Linked DNA regions of Homo sapiens: region 2 is linked to region 1. A link is a contact called in ENCODE Hi-C or POLR2A ChIA-PET data. All regions are on one chromosome and are shown on one strand. The core of a region is the stretch at or near the end of the contact, and the rest is flanking DNA. Distances in the headings are between cores, read along the strand shown. Region 1 overlaps RAPGEF6 (Rap guanine nucleotide exchange factor 6). Region 2 has its middle 31 kb from the start of CSF2.

What was found. Hi-C counts contacts between places; a loop is a spot of excess contacts on that map. ChIA-PET counts read pairs that join two places held with the same protein, here RNA polymerase II (POLR2A). Pooled maps may share reads with other maps.
Region 2: a pooled map shows a loop between it and region 1 (3-fold over the local background). The contact joins two enhancer-like sites. A Hi-C loop is called at or near these places in 1 of 37 single-sample maps with no recorded cell type and 11 of 50 pooled maps. POLR2A ChIA-PET finds 5 or more read pairs at or near these places in 4 of 52 experiments (CD8-positive, alpha-beta memory T cell, IMR-90, OCI-LY7 and 1 more).

The regions. Positions count from the first base shown.
Region 1 is chr5:131,533,302-131,538,834 of GRCh38, forward strand. The region is part of intron 6 of RAPGEF6 (Rap guanine nucleotide exchange factor 6); the gene reads right to left. Among named protein-coding and RNA genes, the nearest start is that of RAPGEF6, 99 kb to the right of the region's middle. RefSeq lists a silencer at 3,195-3,489 and an enhancer at 3,245-3,474. Within about 2 kb of position 3,275, at least 6 of the 41 ENCODE cell types and tissues checked have a DNase peak (open chromatin) inside an H3K27ac peak, as active enhancers do; they include OCI-LY7, where a contact is called at or near this core.
Region 2 is chr5:132,101,663-132,107,195 of GRCh38, forward strand. No RefSeq gene overlaps it. Among named protein-coding and RNA genes, the nearest start is that of CSF2, 31 kb to the left of the region's middle. RefSeq lists enhancers at 1,734-2,028, 1,807-2,186. Within about 2 kb of position 2,094, at least 30 of the 41 ENCODE cell types and tissues checked have a DNase peak (open chromatin) inside an H3K27ac peak, as active enhancers do; they include OCI-LY7, where a contact is called at or near this core.

The sequences.
Region 1 (5,533 bases), core at 2,025-4,524:
AAAATCCATTTTGATTTTTAATTCTGTACATTGATACACAGCTATATTTGGGAAGCCATATTTCCTATTATTATTCAAATGTAATACAGTATTGTCCTCCCAAGGTAAAATTATAAGCTCTGATAAGATACCATTGCATTCCAAATAAACAAGGCAGCCTAGGTTCTCAGATGTCACATGTATTTGTTAACAAGGGGTTTCTGCTTGCAAAATTTGCTATTTATCAAATAACTGTTCTGAAAGATATAACCTTCAGGATCACTCTAAATTAACATTAAGAATATACAAACTAGTACTAAGATTTGTAGGTAGATAGTAAATTTAAATGGAAACAATAGAATTTCATTTTGCAAAGGGAAGCTGGAAAAAAATCAGATGTACACCAATAGTTGCAGCATGCACCTACTTCTTTGAGAAAGAATAATCTACACAACATGGTACTTTCCTGTAGCCCAATGCTGAATTCCTAGAAAAAGACAAGAAGCCAGCAAAACTCACTCAGAAGAAATCAAAGAAAAGGATTAAACCTGCTTCCAGAGTGAGTGTGGACTAAAAAAAATTGCCCCATTTTTCTATAGAAATTACAGAAAAAGATTTTAATTTTGCCACACCCTCTTCCATCTGAAACACAATACCACTAGTACCCATCCTTGTTCTTCATGCTTCTGCTACAAGGCATTAGATACTCCAACTAAGCTTGCAATGGTTGCTCCTAGTGGCCAAAGAAAGACAGTTCCCAATAGTAAAATATAGTTAGTTATACCTCCAGGCGGCAAAATTATGAGAAAAACAATCACTGAACAAATCAAAGCAATATAATTATTTTGCTTTATTTACCTAACACTTTTATTTTGGGGAAAATGGGGTGTGCAACATAAGAGGAGATGTTACCTGGGAGACAGGTCTTTTAACAAAGGACTCCACTGACTGCAGAAGAAACATCTTGTTGTTAAGCACAAAAAAAATAAGTTCTTCAATATCTTTGAGAAAAGTCTGAGTCACTTTCTGAACAACACTATGCTGCCAATCTGAATTACACTGCTACTTATAAAACTAGAATTTAAGTTAAACTAAGTATAATTTTGAACAAAGACAAGTTATGCTTTCAAAATATGTAATTATTTAGATTTTCATAAAGCTTTTAAGAATGTTTTTCTGCCAAAATTCCAAAAGACACAATACCAAAATACACAATACCCGCATTTAAATATAAAATTAAATCTCACAAATGCAAACAAGCATGACTAGTTTTCTAAACATAAAACATGCAATATTTATACAGGTTGGTTTTCAAGCACCAATGTGTTTTTTTTTTTTTCAGTTTAATTTAAATCAATCATACGTGAGTTGGAATTCCACTTGATACTTAATATTGTACATTAATTAAAATCTAATGTTAATCATTCTTTAAAACAGAAAAATGATAGTAGGTACTTTGTATGTACATGAAGACAAACTTTCACTTAAGATAAAATTTCTAAAAGATGAGTATTTTACACATAAATATCAGTAGCAAGATTCAAGAATACCAAGAATTTCAACACCAGACAGTAATTATATTCATGTATAGTACCAACAGAATATATTATAGCCGAATCAAAAAGCAAAATTTTAATGCACACCTTTCCCCCTTTTTATAAATCATGCTGATCAACACACAAAGAAGGACCTCAAGCTGGGCAAGGGAGACAGCCATCTCTTAGCTGCTTTAAAAAACTGCTGCCCAGTGTGAGAAATGCAATCCACTAGTGCCATATGTTAGACCTACTGTAGTAAACACCAACTCAGTAAAGGAACAAAATTCTCTTTTCCTTTAGTTTGGCTTGTAAGTGAAGATGACATCATCCTTTTCCTTTTCTACCAATCATCTCATAGTATCTTCGATTCCAGGGAACTGTATAGTGAACCTATCATGCTAAATCTCCCTGTGTAACAATACTAAGAAAAGAAACAGGCCAAATTCCATACTCAACACGGGGATCCACCAGCATTCTGAGGAAATAATGACTTCACCTTTTAACTACTGAATGAAGAAATAAACATCCTTTGAAGAGAATAGTAATTTATCAAATAACTAAAATAAATGACTAGGTGAATAACCTATTTTTCCCTTGCATCACTTTTAGAATTTTATCACGATCTCATCTCATTATCTTATCAATTCAAATGAATTAAGTGCAGCAAAGGAGAATGTCCTGATCTACCTATTGTCTAGGAATCACTACAGGACAGCCACTTATGAACACGTTTCCCCTGCATATGAAATGCCATGATGCTAACCCTTATTAATGAAATCTTTAGCTTTAGAAAGGTCTTTTGCACTACTATAAAATAGAGCAATGTATGTTGACTTTGCAAAGATTCAAATCATGACAAAATACTTTTATAAAAGTGTAAATGCCATGTAGTTATTAAAATTTATGTTAACTGTGTATATTATTTATAAACAAAAATACAAACTGAAATACTTAAAATCATATTGTTTAGAAAGCCAAAGATAAGGTTCTGATAGTTACTAAACTAACTGTAAACACATCTTTTATGTTAATATGTGACAACACTGAAAAGAAGGACAGAGAAAGGTTACCATAGATGAAGGTAAGCCATAAGAGGATAAACATTCTAGGCATTATGAAAAACAAACAAAACTAATGATAACAAAAACTGGATTTATACTAACCCAGGCATTTTATTTACTTATTATATTTTTAAATGGAATTTATTCCCAATCTGCAATGAAATATTATAATCATAATTTAGAGAAGTCAAACGCCAAAGAAGTTAAAGAACAAAAGAAAAATTCTGTAGTTTTACAAAATAAAGAGGATATTCATTTCTGTATTTTAGTTATATTTGGTTTTTGAAATATAAACTTAAATTGTACTGATTTACATAGTGAAAACACTTTAAGTCTTTTGGAAAATAAATGAATAAATGACTGAAATGATCATAGGTAACATACAAGCCCTTTCAAAGGATCATAACAATCTTTTCCACCCGTTTTCCCCCATGTTTAACATGAACATCTGAAATGCATCTTTGCAGTTATCAGACACAGTTAACTCTAATTACTGGTGCCCCTTAGGACTTCTGCTTTCAAACTGCATACCTATTCCTCAGCCTTCATGAAGGAGGGGAGGCAAGAGTACCAACGCTCTTTTATTCTCTTGTAAGAAACAGTGTGCTTCAGCATACTGTCATATATATCCACTAACTGATCACCCCCATTTTTGTTGAAAATCTGTCACAGCCACCAGCTGGACACACATGCACTATGAAATATGATCCACCCTTAGGGAGTAATAGAGGAAGAAAAACCAAGAAGGAGAGAGAAACCGTCATCATCAACCAAGGTGATGTAAGCTTCTATAATTAGAATCAGTGAAATTGAAAGAACAATAAAAGGCACCACTATGCTTCTGCTTTCCGTCTACACTGCGTATCAAGCATCTTCATACCTGCACAAAAGGATACATTTTGTATATAGTTACTCAAGTATATGCAAACCTAAAGTTTCAAACAGCGTATTAATTTTCTTCAAAAAGAGAGTAACATATATAAATGATAAAAAATGAACTCTCATTTAAAACTATCTGTGAATTCCTGGGTTCCTTTATATCCCTTGTTCATAAAGATGACCATTACGTCCCTTCTCTACTTTTAAATACTACATTTTCTAGCACTGTAAAAGCCACATACACAAGATAGCACACTTAATAAACACATACCAAATCAAACTAAAAGGTAATAACGTTAGGTCAGCATTAATTTGTTTGCTATGTCTGAGTAGTTGTTATTCCCCTTCCAACTGGAACACTGTCATAATCAGTCTTAGACCACTGGTATACATTAGTATCTGAGTTGCTTTAAACAATTATCAAAAGCTCCTTCTTTAGCAATTACTCCATAAAATATTTCAAGTATGATAAAAAGTCTTCCTAATTCTGGTTCCCTGGGCAAATCTGTCTGAATTAGTGTCACACCATTAAGGGAGGAAGAACTGCCCCAGACAACCAGAGGGGCATGCCCTGCTCTGGTCCTCTCAGTACTCAAGCATTTTATACATAGTGAATAATAAAGACAATTTTAAAATGCCTATTGAGAAGTTACCAATATTCATGTAGAAACTTAAAATAATTTTCATACCTTTAACCCAGTAATTTCTGTAACTCAATCCTAAGGAAATAATCAGTCATGTACAGATTTTTCCCTAAAAGTTGTTTGTAATAGGAGAAAAATTGGAAGCCACGTGAGAATACTTCGTTACACTCATACAGCATTATATTAATATTGAAAGTAATGTTTTGGAAAAAATTTAACTGCATGAGAAACACAAACACAAGGATACATAACTAAACATTCAGCATCATCTAAATTAATTAAAATATTTAAATTAATCAAAAGATATATACAGTCAGCCCTCTGTGTCCATGGGTTCTGTACCTGCAGATTGAAGAAACTGCAGACAGAAAATATTTTGGGAAAATCCCATTAAAAATAACAGTAGAGGCTGGGGGTGGTGGTGATTACATCTGTAATCCCAACAGTTTGGGAGGCCGAGGCAGGCTATTGCTGGAGCCCACGAGTTCAAGACCAACCTGAAAAACATGATGAAACTCCGTCTCTACAAAAAAAAACAAAGTTAGCTGGGTGTGGAGGCATGTGCCTATAATCCCAGCTACTCAGGAGGCTGAGGTGAGAGGATCCCTTGAGTTGGGAGGTCAAAGCTGCAATGAGCTGTGATCATTCCACTGCATTCTAGTCTAGTTGACAGCGAGACCGTCTCAAATAAAACCTAAAAAACCAAAAACAAAAAACCACTACAACAATAAAAAAAACTACAAATTTCAGTATAGCAACTATCTACACTGCATTTACACTGTATTAGGTATTATAAGTAATCTAGAAATGATTCAAAATACAGTCATGCATTGCTTAACAACTGGGGTACATTCTGAGGAATGTGTCATTAGGCAATTTCATCCTTGGGCAAACATCACTGAGTGTAGCTACAGAAACCTAGACGGTATAGCCTACTATACACCTAGGCTACATGGTACAGCCTATGGTTCCCAGGCTATGAACCTGCTCAGCATGTTACTCTACTGAATAATGCAGGCAACTGTAACACAATGGTAAGTATTTGTGTATCTAAACACAGAAAACGTACAGTAAAAACAGGCAGCAAAATCTGATGTCATTTATGTGGTCTGTCATTACGCAACACATGACTGTATATGGAAGGATGTGCATAGATTACACAAAAATACTACACCATTTTATAAAAGGGACTCGAACATCCTCGAATTTTAGTATCTGCAGGGGGTCCTGAAACCAAGCCCCCATGGATACTGAGGGACCATGGTACATTAAAAAAATTTTAAGTGACAGTAGCTATCTCCAGTTTTGAGGATGACAGCAAATTCATTTCCTTCTTCATACTCTTCTATATATTTTACATTTCTACAATAAGCATTTCTTCACAAAATTAAAACAAAATCTGCTCTAACTTGGCATTTGTCCTAGTTTTAGT
Region 2 (5,533 bases), core at 844-3,343, 570 kb after region 1:
AGGAGTTTGGGAGAAGGGGCTCACCAGGTGAGATTCCCACAGAGAGATGGGCTGCAACTAATTCTCCCTTTCTAAGGGAAGCCCACCCTGGGAATCCAGGTGTGAATGCCACACAGGCTGACACAGTCCTGTCTTTCTAAAGGCAAGGAGCTCTGAGTCCTGTGTGGTTTCCTGAAGGTGCTTCATGAACTACTTCCATTAATAAACTCTTTCATCTTAAATTTTTAAAATGAAATGAAACTGTCCTAGAAAGTTACAGACTGAGTCCCTCACCATTATTGATACCTTGGAGTACATGGGTCTTCCCTTGAGTAGATTTTCTGGGAGCTATTCTACCCACGTCCGTTTGTTGAGATCTTACAGGATTTCTTGCCCCAGTTAAATCTCCTGGGGTAGGCAAAGTGCTCAAGAAGTTGGAATGGGGCTGTGGGGTTCCACAAACAAGGGAAGCACCCAGAGGGCCCAACATCAGTACTCAGGGCCTCCTTGGCTTCTGGCCTGCAGCTGGGGAGGCAGGGCTGCAGTGCTGGAGGGGCATCTCTGTCAGCCTCCTGCAGCACAGGGGCCAGGGTCTGGGGGCAGCAATCACTTTGGTGACTAATAACCTAATCATGGAAAATTACAACTTCCTGAGCTAGGTATATCAGAGGTGGCCACAAAACTCTTTATGATGTGGCCAAAAATTCCTCCTACCACCACAGCCCTTGAAAATAGGTCAAAGACACCTTCTATGGAACTCTCAAAACAGGGCTTAGCTCACACCATCTACCTCCGTCATTGTGCTGCAAACACTGGAGCTTTTGTGAGAATGCTCTCCTCTTCTGCGGTTTGAGCTCAGTTTTGGCTCTGGGCTAATCATCTGTCCTGTCCTACTTGTCTTCCACAAGGGACCGACTGGTCATGAAGGCCATGAAGGCTGTCTGCTGTGTGTCCCTGGAAATGTCTGTCGACAGCCTCTCTAGGCAGAAGTGTTTCTTCTTGTGTACCAACCAAGACCTATAGGCCTCGCCTCATCTCCCAAGCTATACCTCACCACAAAGCAGAACAAGGGTGGACTAAGAACTGGCAGAGACTTATACTTGGCTTTCCAGAGGTCCCAGGTTTGTGGTAGGGGTTCATGAGGCTGGCTGCTGTCTAGATGAGATATGCAGAGTGAGCTCTTTTCCCTGAATGCTGGGCATCCCATCGGTAGTATGGGACAGGGTAAGCTCCTGGCCTGGCTGGCTCCAATGCTGCCTGAGTGAAGCTATGTAACCCTGGGACATCTCTCTTAGCATGCTGATATTTGGCTGCTTCTCTGATAATGGGAGCAGCATTCTCTGGTATGGGGTGCTGTGGAAGACCTAGGGAATGGGACAACAGATTAAAATGGGCTTTGAAGACCCTTGCAGAGGTGACCAGGGAGGCCCAACCTTCTATTTCCTGTGCTCAGGCCTTGGCAGAGACAGAAACCACGAGGCTCCAAGGTCCCCAACCAGTGGGACCCCGACACCAGGAGGACAGGACTCTCAGAGTTCTGTGCCTACTCCTCAGTTTCTTTTGTGTCTGCTGCTATCAGGAGTCCCAATCTACAGGGCTCAATCAGGATGGGATCCTTAGTGTGGCACCTGGGTCAGAAAGCCGCCCCTGCTAAGAGGCTCAGGACAGGGCTAACTGGGAGAAGAGGCCCCACCTAAGTGTCTGCCACCCAAGATGATACTTTTTTTGGCCCAGAAGCCTCATCTGACCTCTGGCCCAGGCCTCAGCCTGGGTGAGGGTGGACATCTCTGTCCTAACAAGATCCTTGGGAGCCTCCAGGCAGTCCCCTTCCAGGGATAAGAGGTCCTGTGTCTGCTTGGCCTAGAGCCAGGCCTGTGCTGAGTCACAGGACTCTGGTGTTCAAGGCCAAAAACAATGACTTAAACATTCTGAAATCCAGGAAAAATCAGCACTGGCTTTCTACCTAAGAACCCTGCCCAGCTAGGCATGAGTTCACCCAGCAAGACAGTGACAAGGACAATGGGAAACTGCCTGTCCCCTGTAGGCAAGAGGAGCAGGGGGCTAAGCCTTGAGCCTGAAACCAACCCTGAAAGATTCTTTAAAAACCCCATATCATTTCATCTAAAATTAGCTTTCAGCATCTAAATCACTTCCTGTTACAGAAACCACAGGCCTGATGCTTCAGTCATCACCCTGCCTGCCTCTAGGGGTGGGGTAGGTGAGGTAGGAGTGCTGCACACAAAAAACAGTGACTATCCAAAAGTGACACAGCAGTCAGGAACCCCTTTCCCCACCCCCCCCACCCACTGCAGAAAGGATGGCTAAGCAGGGCCCTATAATGGTGTTGTTGTGGGGACCAGAGCCAATGTGAACATGCATGTGCATGTAGGCAAATATACACACATATGCACACTCCCCTGCATGCACACTATACACACAGACCAGAGCTTTCTCCACTGCCGCAGAGAGACTGCCGTATGGACAGCCCAAGCACGTCTCCGTTGTGCCCCTTCTGAGCACAGGACTCACCAAGAGAGGAGGGCAAGTGTCTGGCCTCCTTGGAGCATCTGCATCTCTGTTTCCACTTCTCTTACAGCCCTGGTTACTTTATGCCTAATTGGCTGTGAGCGAGGTTAGCCCAGCACTTGGCACTTGGCTCTCACTCATTGTTTCAGCCAACATTGCCAAGTGTTTCCTGTGTGCAGAAAACCAGGTGGTGGCCGGATTGAGGATGTGGAGCAAGTCAGAGGCCATCCCTGTACACCAAGAACTGAAGTTGAAGAAACCAACTGAATCTCTAAACCAGAGATGTCCAATCTTTTGGTTTCCCTGGGCCACTTTGGAAGAAGAATTGTCTTGGGCCACACATAAAATTCACTAACACTAACAATAGCTGATGAGCAAAAAAAAAAAAAAAAAAAAAAAAAAGAAAGCAAAAAATCTCATAATGTTTTAGGAAAGTTTACCAATTTATGTTGGGTCACATTCAAAGCTGTCATGGGTAGTATACAGCCTGTGAGTCATGGGTTGGACAAGCTTGCCTAAACCATCCAGAGAGCTCTGTTCTTCCTACTGCCTCAAGCTAAGCCCTGACCCAAACCTGAGACCTGGATTGAAGGATGCCAGCATCTGTGCACAGATAAACTGCAGCCACAGAAGGAAGACACTGATCATCTGTCACAAACTTGGTGAGTCATAAATAGTGCCACCTAAACCATGAGATAAACTGGGGGTGCACCTGGAAACCAGGTAGCCCCCCTCAAGGGCAGGGGCTTTTGTATTATAGGTCTGCTGCTATTCTCCCAGTACCCTCAATGGCACATGTCATGTAGAAGAGTCTCAGTAAATACCTGGTGGGTGACAGAATGGAGGTGGGTGATTCTGTTGATGAGCAGGCTGGCACCGATGAGCATGGAGTATCTGCCAGCCCTAGGATGGTGCTGTGTCTGTGTCCATCCACTGTATGGTTACAAGAACTCAAGGTACCTGGGATCCCTCAGTCCTCACAGACCAGCTCCCAAGCTGGGCACAAAAGACAATGTATGTTGAGTGTTGTTTCTGACATGAGACTACTGGGACAGTAGGTGTCTGCCTGCTCCAGTATGAGGGATCCCACTACTTTGTCACTGGATGGCTTTGGTTGCAGTGGTTTTCTAACCAAAGCACAATGACCCTTCAGTGGGGTCAGCTTCAGCAAGATAAAGGCCTGGCCTGAAACAGGTGTCTTCTATAAGAAAGACAGAGTTGTGTCCATTATGCCTCTCTCGCTGCTTCCTGGTAAAGGGACCTAGGCATCCCTGGGTGACTGGAATGCCTGGTGACCACTTCCATCCACCCCCATTAGCTGCTGCTAAGGTACACATGAAGTATCTTAGGTTCCCAGAAAGAGAACCCCTGTTGAACAGTAACAAGCCCCAGCACAGGGTGCTAATGATTTATCTGCTTTCACATTTGAGCGTGCTTTCTTGGAAGTGATGGAGAATCTTCGGCCTGAAGATGTGGAGGCGCATGCAGAGTCCTGAGCTCCCCACAGGCAGCTTAGGTGTAACTGAGAAGGAGCTGTGAGCATATCTGGCTCTCCAGCTCCCACAGCAAGCGGGGTCCACCAGTATTGACATGGCTCTTGTCTGCATGATAAGCTGGACCAACAAGGCCAGGGCTCTGCCCACAAAGCTAAACTAGTATGGGGACTTGGCACTTGTCCCTGTCAGGGGAATGGTAAGCATTTTCGCACAGACTAGACATATTTTCCAAAGGCCTGCTTTAAATCAGGCCTTATCTGGGCACTGAGGATACAATTAGGAAGAAGACAAAAGTCTGTCTCTCAACAATGGCATATTCCACTGAGGGAGACATGTAATTATAATACCAGATTGTAAGTACAAAACTAGAGAGGTATTAGAAAAAGACAGACATGGTGCTCTCGGTGCATAGAGAAGGAACATGCCACCCAGCCTGGAGGCTAGGCACAGTTTTGGTGAAAATTTTTACTGAGGTAGAACTCAGTAGGAATAAGACATTACCAAATTGAATTAAAAGAATAACAGATCATGATCAAGCAGGGTCATTCCCAGGAATGCAAATTTGATTATGGAAAATCTACCAATGTACTTCTCCACAATAATTGGTTAATCTAAAGATGATCATCTCAACAGAAACATCCGTTTATGAGAAAAATTCTTTGTCTACTAGGACTACTAGGAAGCATCCTTAATAAGATCAAGAATTATACCAGAAACCGGCCAGGCGCAGTGGCTCATGCTTGTAATCCCAGCACTTTGGGAGACAGGCAGATCACTTGAGATCAGGAGTTCGAGATCAGCCTGGCCAACATGGTGAAACCCCATCTCTACTTAAAAAAAAAAAAAAAAAAAAAAATTATCCGGGCATGGGAGTGTGTGCCTGTAATCTCAGCTACTCCAGAGGCTGAGGCACAAGAATTGCTTGAACCTGGGAGGTGGAGGTTTCAACGAGCCAAGATTGCACCACTGCTCTACAGCCTGGGTGACAGAGTGAGACTCTGTCTCAAAAAAAAAAAAAAAAAAAAAAGAGAGAGAGAATACTATAAACACCTCTATGCAAATAAACTAGAAAATCTGGAAGAAATGGATAAATTCCTCGACACATAAACTCTCCCAAGACTAAACCAGGAAGAAGCTGAATCTCTGAATAGACCAATAACAGGCTCTGAAATTGAGGCAGTAATTAATAGCTTACCAAACAAAAAAAGTCCAGGACCAGATGGATTCACAGCCGAATTCCACCAGAGGTACAAGGAGGAGCTGGTACCATTCCTTCTGAAACTATTCCAATCAATAGAAAAAGAGGGAATCCTCCCTAACTCATTTTATGAGACCAGAATCATCCTGATACCAAAGCCGGGCAGAGACACAACAAAAAAAGAGAATTTTAGACCAATATCCCTGATGAACATCGATGCAAAAATCCTCAATAAAATACTGGCAAATCAAATCCAGTAGCACATCAAAAAGCTTATCCACCATGATCAAGTGGGCTTCATCCCTAGGATGCAAGGCTGGTTCAACATATGAAA